Linked DNA regions of Homo sapiens: region 1 is linked to region 2. Evidence: chromatin contacts called from ENCODE Hi-C or POLR2A ChIA-PET data. All regions are on one chromosome and are shown on one strand. The core of a region is the stretch at or near the end of the contact, and the rest is flanking DNA. Distances in the headings are between cores, read along the strand shown.

Region 1 (4,985 bases), core at 2,298-4,797, 290 kb after region 2:
CAATATGCCCTCAAACCGGAAGCCAGGTGAGGACGCCAACCTTTAATTGAGAAGTTTTTAAAACAGGGCCTCCTGGTTCCATGTCAGTCAGTCTCTTTGTAATACTCCTTCCGTCCCTGTCCAAAAACCAAATGCAGAATAATCATCTAGTTCAAGACTTAGGAGCTATTAATGAGGTTGTAATTACCTTACATTCTATAGTGTCAAATCCTTTTTAATTACTTATTTATTTTTTTGAGACGGAGTCTTGCTCTGGAGTGCAGTGGCGCAATCTCAGCTCACTGCAACCTCTGCCTCCCAGGTTCAAGCAATTCTCCTGCCTCAGCCTCTGGAGTAGCTGGGACTACAGGCACGCACCACCATGCTTGGATAATTTTTGTATTTTTAGTAGAGACGAGGTTTCATCATGTTGGCCAGGCTGATCTCGAACTCCTGACCTCAAGCGATCCACATGCCTCGGCCTCCCAAAGTGCTGGGTTTAGAGGCGTGAGCCACTGCGCCCAGCCCTATAGTGTCAAATCCTTATGCCATATTTACCCAAATACCAGAGACACCAATTGATTCACGATATTAGATTTCAATAATGCTTTATTTTGTATCCTTTTACACTCTGACTCTCAATTTTTGTTTGCTTTTGGGTGGACTAATCCTGAAACTAATTTTACCCAGCAGTACACCTGGATAGTACTGCCTCAGGGCTTTAAGGATAGCCCTCACTTGTTCAGAAATGCTTTGCCACAAGAATTAAGAGAGTGGCCGTGTGCATGGGCTCACACCTGTAATCCCAGCATTTTAGGAGGCTGAGGCAGGTGGATCACGAGGTGAGGAGATTGAGACCATCCTGGCTAACATAGTGAAACTCCTTCTCTACTAAAATACAAAAAATTAGCCAGATGTGGTGGCACACGCCTGTAGTCCCAGCTACTCCGGAGGCTGAGGCAGGGGAATCGCTTGAACCAGAGAGGTGGAGATTGTAGTGGGCCAAGATAGAGGCATTGCATTCCAGCCTGGCAGCAGAGCGATTTTCTGTCTCAAAAAAAAAAGAGATAGATTCATTCTTTGATGTTATACATTATTATTATTATCTGTTTTAATATTAGTCACTGTTGTACAGAAACCAGCCAGTTATTGATCAGGCGACTACATGATGGGAATAGAATATTTGGGAATAAGATAATTAAAATAACTATGGGCAGTCCTATTATTGTAGGGGTAATGAAAGAGGCAAATGGATTTTCATTCATTTTAATTCTCAAGGGGTTTTGTTCTTCTATGATTAGAACTTTTCTTAGCATTAGGTTTGCACCGCAGTTCTGATAAATTTCCATCTTTTTCCAGGAATCTTCATGAATATTCCACCCCTTAATTCAATAAACCCATAAATGTAGGGACTCCAAACCCCATTGCACTTGCACTTCCCTTTCTTAAGTGTGTAATTCTGCCTTTGCAATAAATCTCTGTACTTTCACTGAAAGAAAAAAAAAAAAGGTCTCACTCTGTCACCCAGGCTGGAGCGCAGTGGTGCTATCACTGCTTACTGCATTTCAACCTCCAGGGCTCAAGCCATCTTCTCACCTCAGCCTCCCAAGTAGCTGAGACTACAGGCACAGGCCACCATGCCCGGCTAATCTTTTTATTTATTTATTAATTTTTTAGAGACGGGGTCTTGCTATGTTGCTCAGGCTGATCTTGAACTCCTGGCCTCAAGCAATCCTACCACCTCAGCCTTCCAAAGTGCTGGGATTACAGGCATAAGCCACCACACCTGGCCATGATAAAACTCCTTTTTGTCATGGAGAAAATCCTCAGTGCTCCACGCTCAGCTGCTGCATGTTCCAGAGCTTCACTTCTCCCTCCCGCAGTTCAGCCTTTGGCCATTTCATTCCTCATTAGCACCTTCCCTGGGAAGAAGAACAGAGAGAAGCTGGAACTCAGGTCAGTCAATTTTGCTATTAGTAACTGTTGCCAAGATTGAGTTGGGGAGAGGAAAAGAAGCAGTCAAAATAAAGGTTAGGAATTATGTGTATATTTTTATAATACAGCTGTCTATTTCTCTGTCTCTCATTTCTCTCTTTTTTTTTCTTTTTTTTTTTTGAGATGGAGTCTTTCTCTGTTGCCCAGGCTGGAGTGCAGTGGCACTGTGTCAGCTCACTGCAAGCTCCACCTCCCGGGTTCACACTATTCTCCTGCCTCAACCTCCTGAGTAGCTGGGACTACAAGCGCCCGCCACCACACCTGGCTAATTTTTTGTATTTTTAGTAGAGACGGGGTTTCACCATGTTAGCCAGGATGGTCTCGATCTCCTGGCCTTGTGATCCGCCCGTCTCGGCCTCCCAAAATTCTGGGATTACAGGCATGAGCCACTGCGCCCAGCCCTCATTTCTCTTTACTGAAACATCTCTGTAGAAAAGTCTGGGTCCCATGTCTCCACTTCCTCACCCCCACTCATTGCTTAACCCCACTCCCAATCCAGTGTTCTGCTAGGTTTGTCTTTTCCAAGGCCATGAGTAATCTCTTGGTTGCCAAATCATAGGGCCTTTTCTTATCTGTGTGATATTGGAATGGCTAACCTTAACACTCACTGTTCAGATTGCCAGCTATGCCCTTATCTTCTGAGAATACTTGTTGTCTACCCAACTCCATTTTCCCCTTCTGCTTTGCAATGCTTTTCTAGGGATATGTGCCCATCTAAGATACTACACTCCTAAACTCCTTTGCAGCTGTGACCAGTGAGATATGAGCAGGATTATGCACAGAGAGAGGCAGCCTAGAAAGCCATCAGCCACTTCTTCTGGCGGCTTGGACAGGATCCTGACTGTAGCCTCCTTTTTCCAGCCAGCCAGGGCTTTGGAGGCCTGAGATCATTACATCCTAATGAAATTTCCTTTTCCCGAATACAGCTGTGGTCTAAGCAGCCTCCTGTAGAATAAGTGTTCTGGGAGGCTGCAGCTATACCTTTGGGGGTCCCTGAGAAAGGGAACGGGAAATTCATTTGGGAGAAGAGGGTTTCTGTGTGAAGCATTGAGAATGATCCTTGGTTGTTCTTTCTGGTGCAAAGAGTGACATATCGAGAGACAACAGAGCTGTAGGGGATAGGGACAGGAGCCCCACCTAAGCACCAGCACGAGCCAGGCTGGAAGGGGGACCTCTTAGCTTGAGCAGCTGGAAATGCCCAGGTTCCTGCTTGTGCTTAGAGAATTGGAGGAGATTGGAGTGAGAAGTGCTCTGCAGAAGCCTCTGGAAGTCAATCTGACACCTCAGCGGAGGATGAGAAGCAGGCCCCATCAGGAGGACGGGTGGGACTGGGGTGGGGTGGGGCTGCATGGGAATGATTGTGCGGCGAGTAGACGAGCCAAGTAGGAAAAGATCAGCAAGTTGTATAAAGGCCACTGGGGAATACTCCTAGTTAGAGTGGGGGACCTTGGGCACAGTGAGTCACTGTGGCATCACACAATCCTTGCTGGTTTTGTTTTCTCAGTGACACATCTTCCTGATACACTGTGGTCACTCTACTGGCTAGTCTGCAAGTGGTGCCAGCTCACTGAGTCATCTACTGGAAAGACTGTCTTAGGCACGTAATACCTTGCAAAGATAATCTGCACTGCTGTGGGGTGGTCCATAGGGCTCAGATGAATTCCTGAGACTTTGGGTAAATCCTATTCTCTTCTGAGCCTCAGTTTTCTTAGCTATGAAATGAGAGTGGGATTCCACTTATGTGAACAAAGGCTATTGGCTTTGTTGTAAGGACTAACGAGGTGATATATTTATTTCTTATTTTTATTATTTTTATTTTATTTACTATTATTATTATTATTTTTTGGAGATGGAGTCTTGCTCCGCCGCCCAGACTGGAGTGCAGTGGCACAATCTCAGCTCACTGCAACCTCCACTTCCTGGGTTGACACAATTCTCCTGCCTCAGCCTCCCAAGTAGCTGGGATTACGGGCACATGCCAACATGCCTGGCTAATTTTTTTTTTTTTTTTTTGTATTTTAGTAGAGACAGGGTTTCACCACGTTGCCCGGGCTGGTCTCGAACTCCTGAGCTCAGGCAATCCGCCCACCTCAGCCTCCCAAAGTTCTAGGATTACAGGTGTGAGCCACCATGCCTGGCCTGTTTTTATTTATTTTATTTTTGAGACAGAGTCTCACTCTGTCACCCAGGCTGGAGTGCAGTGGTACGATCTTGGCTCACTGCAACTTCTGCCTCCCAGGCTCGAGCAAGCCTCCCACCTCAGCCTCCCCAGTAGCTGGGATTACAGGCATGCACCACCATGTCAGGCTAATTTTTGTATTTTTGGTAGAGATGGGGTCTCACTATGCTGGAGTTGGAGAACTCCTAGGCTTAAGCAATCCTGCCTTGGCCTCCCAAAGTGTTGGGATTACAGGCGTGAGCCACCATGCCAGGTGAGGTCTAGAATTTGAGGCCAGCCTGGGCAACATAGTGAGACCCTGCCTCTACAAAACACTTTAAAAATAATTAGCTGGGCATGGTTGCCTATGCCTGTAATACTAACTACTCAGGAGGCTGAGGTAGGAGGATTGTCAGAGCCCAGGAAGTCCAGGCTGCAGCCGGATGATGGAGCAAGACTCTGTCTCTAAAAAATTTTTGTAAATAGGCCAGGCGCAGTTGCTCACGCCTGTAATCCCAGCACTTTGGGAGGCCGAGACGGGCAGATCACGAGGTCAGGAGATCAAGACCATCCTGGCTAATGCAGTGAAACCCCGTCTCTACTAAAAATACAAAAAATTAGCCAGGCGCGGTGACGGGCACCTGTAGTCCCAGCTGCTTGGGAGGCTGAGGCAGGAGAATGGCGTGAACCCGGGAGGCAGAGCTTGCAATGAGCCGAGATCGCGTCACTGCACTCCAGCCTGGGTGACAGAGCAAGACTCCGTCTCAAAAAAAAAAAAAAAAATTGTAAATAATAATGATTTAAAAAAACATTCAGGCTCTTTCTGATACTTATGCATGGTCTAATGAATTCC
Region 2 (5,170 bases), core at 1,870-4,369:
AGAACCCAGGGCTCTTGGCTTTGGGCCCAGAGAACATCCCACCAGATTATGCTGCCAATCTGCTAATGGAAATTTAATTCCCACAATTTGGGTTGAGAAGTTTACAGCTATTTAAATACACAGCTCCAGACGAGCACAGTTATATCAAGACATTACATATAATTTTAATAGGAAAACTGCCAAAACTAGTAAGGCATGGCAGAAAAGCCCGAAAAAGAGCTAAAGCAGAGTCTTTCACACCCTAAGAAAGTGATTTAGCAATATCACGATCTCACTCTACTCACTGGCACCGCCTCCTCCTCTCACCCATGCCTCGCAGGCATCACAGACAGTAGCAACACGCTGCACAATAGCCTGGGTGTTTGAAGGCACTGCTTTTTAAAAATTTTTAAAGAAATTTTAAAGTGTTTTATTTTTTCTGTTGATCTATCATAGCTGTACATACTGAAGGCATTTCTAAAACAAACACGTTTTAATAGGTGTAGCATACATGTTTTACATGCACAAGTCATAATATGCAGCCTGATGGATTCTCACAACATAATCTCGCCTGTGTATCCACAAACCCGTCCATCGTCAGAATGGAACGAGAGCCCCAGAAGTCCCCTTGTGCCTGTTCTAGTCACTCTTCTCCCCAGCAAGATGTGGTTACCTTGACCCCTAGGCACTAGAGATGAGTGTTGCCTCTTTTTGAGTTTTATATACAGAAAACAATTCTGTGCCTGGGTTCTTTCTCTCAGTGTTATGTCTGCAAGACATCACACTTTTGTTGCACATAACAGGTTTTTCATTCAGGGCTGCACAGTACCCCATGATAGGATTATACAAAAAAATCCATTCTACATGTGAGGAACATCTGAGTTGTTTCCAGGTTAAGGCAATTATGAATAATACTTCTGTGAACATTTTGGGCATGACTTTTGGGGTACACATGCATGTTTCTTTTGGGGATCCACCTACGAGAAGAATTGCTGTCTGACAGGAGTGTGTATTCAGCTTTAGTCAATACTGACAGTTTTCTAAAGTGGTTATAGCAATTTGCATACCAGGAGCATGTCCTCACCAACACTTAGTACTGTGGTCTTTTTCATTTTATTCTTTCTTACGACTGCTGGTGACATCCCATTGCAGTTTTAATTTGCATTCCCCTGATGACCCAGGTTGAACACTTTATGTTTATTGTCCATTTTTATATCCTCTTTCATGAAGTTTACAAATCTCCTCCCCATTTTTCTACTGGATTGTCTTTCTTACTGATCTGTAGGAGGAGGTTTTCTTTTTTTTTGAGATGGAGTTTCACTCTTCTTGCTCAGGCTGGAGTGCAGTGGCATGGTCTCAGCTCACTGCAACCTCCACCTCCTGGGTTCAAGCGATTCTCCTGTCTCAGCCTCCCAGGTAGCTGGGATTACAGGTGCCTGCCACCATGCCTGGCTAATTTTTGTATTTTTAGTAGAGACAGAGTTTCACCATGTTGGCCAGGCTGTCTTGAACGCCTGACCTCAGGCGATCCCCGCCTGCCTCGGCCTCCAAAGTGCTGGGATTACAGGTGTGAGCCACCGCACCTGACCTTTTTTTTAAATTCAGGACACAAGCCCTTTAACAGGTATAAGTGTAGCAAATATCTTCCCCCAATACCAGTCTACCTTTCATTCTTTGATGTTTCAATTAACAAAAATGCCTGATTAATCTTTTCCTTTAGGGTTAGTTCTATTTAGATCCTGTTTACAAAATTATTTTGTACCTCAACTTCATAAACATGTTCTCTGTCATTTTCTAGAACATTTATTGTTTTACAATTAGGTCTACTATCTATCTGTAATTGGTTTTTGTGTAGGGTGTTACTTGTGGTTGAGGTTTTTAAAATATAGATATCCTATTGACCAGCCTCATTCATTAAAAAAACCACTGCTTGGCAACTGAAGGCTTAGCTTTAAGACTAAAAAGATGACCCAGAAAAAAGTTTCCAAAGACCCTACGTTTCCAGTCTTTGATTTACCTACATATCCCTGCCTAACTCTTTTAGGAACATGGAAGTGTAAGTCCAAAGATGAAAGGCTTTGTTCTCAATTTCATCACTTCATTGAGTCCCACAAAATTATCCTTTTTCCTGACTGGTAAGCTGTAGAACATGGAACATGAGGAAATGATTTTTAAATCATCTCAAAATTAAATGATTATAATGTCATTTTATGCCACAATGAACTGTTTATGTACTTCTCAAACCCCATTTTTAAAATTTCATTTTAAAAACATCCCTACTTCATTAGCTCCACACCAGCTATACGAATGAGCTGTCCATGGCAACAGCAGTAAGTGCACTGAAGACAGATTTCTGCAGCGCCAGCCTTCCTGGCCTCCAGTACCCTGCTGAGCAACAAGCAGAGGACCCAGCACCCGCACTCAAGCTTCCTAAACCACGAATTACTCCTCACCAGCACCCAAAAGCAGCTCCCAGAACAAGCTGGTGGAAAATGTAGTGGGGAAAACACTAACCTCTACCACAAATAAAGACTCTGCACATCTATTTTTTGGGGGTTTTTTGAGACAGAGTCTTATTCTGTCGTCTAGGCTGGAGTGCAGTGGTGCCATCTCAGCTCACTGCAACCTCTGCCTTTGGGGTTCAAGTGATTCTCATGCTTCAGCCTCCCTAGCAGCTGGGATTACAGGTGTGTGCCACCATGCCCAGCTAATTTTATAATTTTACTAGAGATGGGGTTTCATCGTGTTGGCCAGGCCAGTCTCGAACTACTGACCTCAAGTGATCTGCCTGCCTCAGCCTCCCAAAGTTCTGGGATTACAGGCATGAGTCACCACGCCAGACCTCTGCTGGTCTATTATTTAATGCAGTCCAATGTATTAACATTTTCCTTTACACTTAGTGCTTTTTATAATCCGTTTAAGAATTTTTCCAGGAAACACATAGAAATATTGTACATTATCTCTCTTCCCCATCCACTGGCTCACGAAGATCTTGGTTGTATCACAGTCATGGCATGAATCAGATTTTTGGACTTCTTCCCATCTGATTTTCACTTATAGGAATTTTTCAAATCGTTCTTAAATAAACCTAATAAGGATGTTTTCCCAAACGCAGGTTACCTTGGCATCAAATTTCTCAAGTGTCTGGCTCCGAGGTGGATCTGGAATTTTCAGCCTCTTTGTGATGTTAGCAGGGCTTTTTATTTCCATGAAATCTTGAGGTAACAGAGGGTAGGGAGGAGAGAGCAAACACTGACATCCCAGACTGGGAAAGGGGAGAGATGGTGGAAACTGAGACCAAAACACTAAAAACTGCTGGGTCCATTTTTCTTCCCACTGGGAATTCAGGCAACAGCATCAAGGGCTGGTACAAGGCATAGCCTCGGAGACAGACCTGCCTGTGGCCTGGCAGGATCTCCTGCTTAAGGGCCTTATTGCCCTGCTTCATTAACAGCCACGGCTTAGCAACAATCTGCCAGCAGGGGTCAGTCTCGGTCGCCACACAGAAGCCAGGAGGCTCTCTCCAGCTACAAAGCCACGCTCTGGAATGTTCCAGAAGTTGTTCGGTGCCACTGCACAACACTCAGCTTCTCTTCCTATCTTGTCACCTCGGCACCTGTTTCCTAGTTTTTCAAGATTGCATTTCATACTTAGAGAAATTAATTACCTTATATTCCTGTGGCAGAATTTCATACTGAGCTAAATAATTATACCAAGTTCCCCATATCATGTATAAAACCTCCCTTTCCCTTGATTTTCCTTACGGTAGCAGAAAGGTCGACCTTTTCCATATTTTAAAATTAAGGAAAGGACGCATTCTTACTTGCAGTGGAAAATGTACAAATATTACATAATGTGACAATTGTATTTTCTAATATTCCCATTGAGGGTTTAGTTATCTATGGGATAAATTTCTTTTTTCTCTCTAAATTACAAAACATCCTTTCATTAAGCATCTTGCCCCAAACAGCTCCTCTCAAAGTCCCTGGGAGGCTGGCAAGGGGCTCATGGCCTATACTGCCTAACCCCAAGCTCTCCTTGGACTTACTCGGAGGCTGTGTCCCAAACACCAAACAGTAGGGGCACCTGCACTGAGACCAGGAAAGCAAATCTGATGTCAAAAAGGTGTAGAATGAAGAATCTATTTCTACTTTAAATTTGAGGGTGGCTCTTTTTCAAGACACACTGCTGAATTAACAAACAGTTCTGGTCTAATAAATGATTATATTTCATGCTAGAAGGATATAACTATACTTAGTAGGTTACCTTTTCCTAAAAAATAAAATAAAATTCCCCCATGGATCTAAGTCCCATCAAATACAACATTCAGGAGGGCATAAGTTCTCATTTCCCAAAGTGGGGAAAGCTGTTGCAAAAAAAAAAAAAAAAAAAAAACCAAAAAACAACAACAGTTCTTCACAATGCCTGTCTTCCAACAAGTCTGTCTTACTGGTATTTTAAAGTGTGCTCATCTAAAAGTATATTCTCTGCTTCTTTCTCCCTAAAACATAAAAAATATTTCTAAAGCTAATGGCATCCATCTTCTTTCCACTTCTGGACTGATAAAACCTCAAAAGAAAAAAAGTAAGGGAACTTTGAGATGGGCAACAGAGCCCATCTGCCCGTTCCCTGGGATGGGGCTGGGTCACTCTGAAAGAAGGAATCCAGGTATCATCAGCAGATCTGAAAGGGGCCATAGAGGAAATGTGTTCAAGAGTGCATCTTAGCCCAAGGGTGCTGAGAGAGGGTCCAGGAAGACAAGGTATCCAAGGACTCTGGATACCCCACCTATCCGTCCTACCCCTTGCAGCTACAATGATCTATCTAAAATTTAAATCCCCAACATCTTCAGGGCTCACAAACAGCTGGCAGGTGTGACCCCAGCTCCTGCATTTTAGTCCTTAATTCTAATAGGCCAGGTAACCTCATTGCAGGCAAGACACTTGAGGACTAGGGCTGTGGTAGTCAACTTTGATTTCCCGGGGTAGTCAACGGACTCAAAAACAGCATTAAAATGAATATACATAGTGGGTAGATCAATGGGCTACAGGCAAGGCCTTTTTGGAAAATAGTAAACAGGTTCCAAGTGTTTCTATGTCCTGCCATGCCACCCACCAAGACAGGAGGGCACACAGGGACTTGGAACAGAAAAAGATAACACCTGTGCATTTCATTAGTACATATCTCTCAG

Evidence for each region. A loop is a pair of places that touch in the nucleus more often than their neighbours do. ChIA-PET counts read pairs that join two places held with the same protein, here RNA polymerase II (POLR2A). Pooled maps may share reads with other maps.
Region 1: a map of PC-3 shows a loop between it and region 2 (12-fold over the local background). The contact joins two enhancer-like sites. A Hi-C loop is called at or near these places in 11 of 168 maps with a recorded cell type or tissue (K562, PC-3, PC-9 and 6 more) and 3 of 50 pooled maps. POLR2A ChIA-PET finds 5 or more read pairs at or near these places in 5 of 52 experiments (AG04450, BJ, MCF 10A and 2 more).

Annotation. Positions count from the first base shown.
Region 1 is chr17:66,274,318-66,279,302 of GRCh38, reverse strand. No RefSeq gene overlaps it. Among named protein-coding and RNA genes, the nearest start is that of PRKCA, 26 kb to the left of the region's middle. RefSeq lists a silencer at 2,478-2,772. Within about 2 kb of position 3,547, at least 4 of the 41 ENCODE cell types and tissues checked have a DNase peak (open chromatin) inside an H3K27ac peak, as active enhancers do; they include PC-3, PC-9 and endothelial cell of umbilical vein, where a contact is called at or near this core.
Region 2 is chr17:66,565,685-66,570,854 of GRCh38, reverse strand. All of the region lies in intron 3 of PRKCA (protein kinase C alpha), which reads right to left. Among named protein-coding and RNA genes, the nearest start is that of PRKCA-AS1, 150 kb to the right of the region's middle. Within about 2 kb of position 3,119, at least 5 of the 41 ENCODE cell types and tissues checked have a DNase peak (open chromatin) inside an H3K27ac peak, as active enhancers do; they include PC-3, PC-9 and endothelial cell of umbilical vein, where a contact is called at or near this core.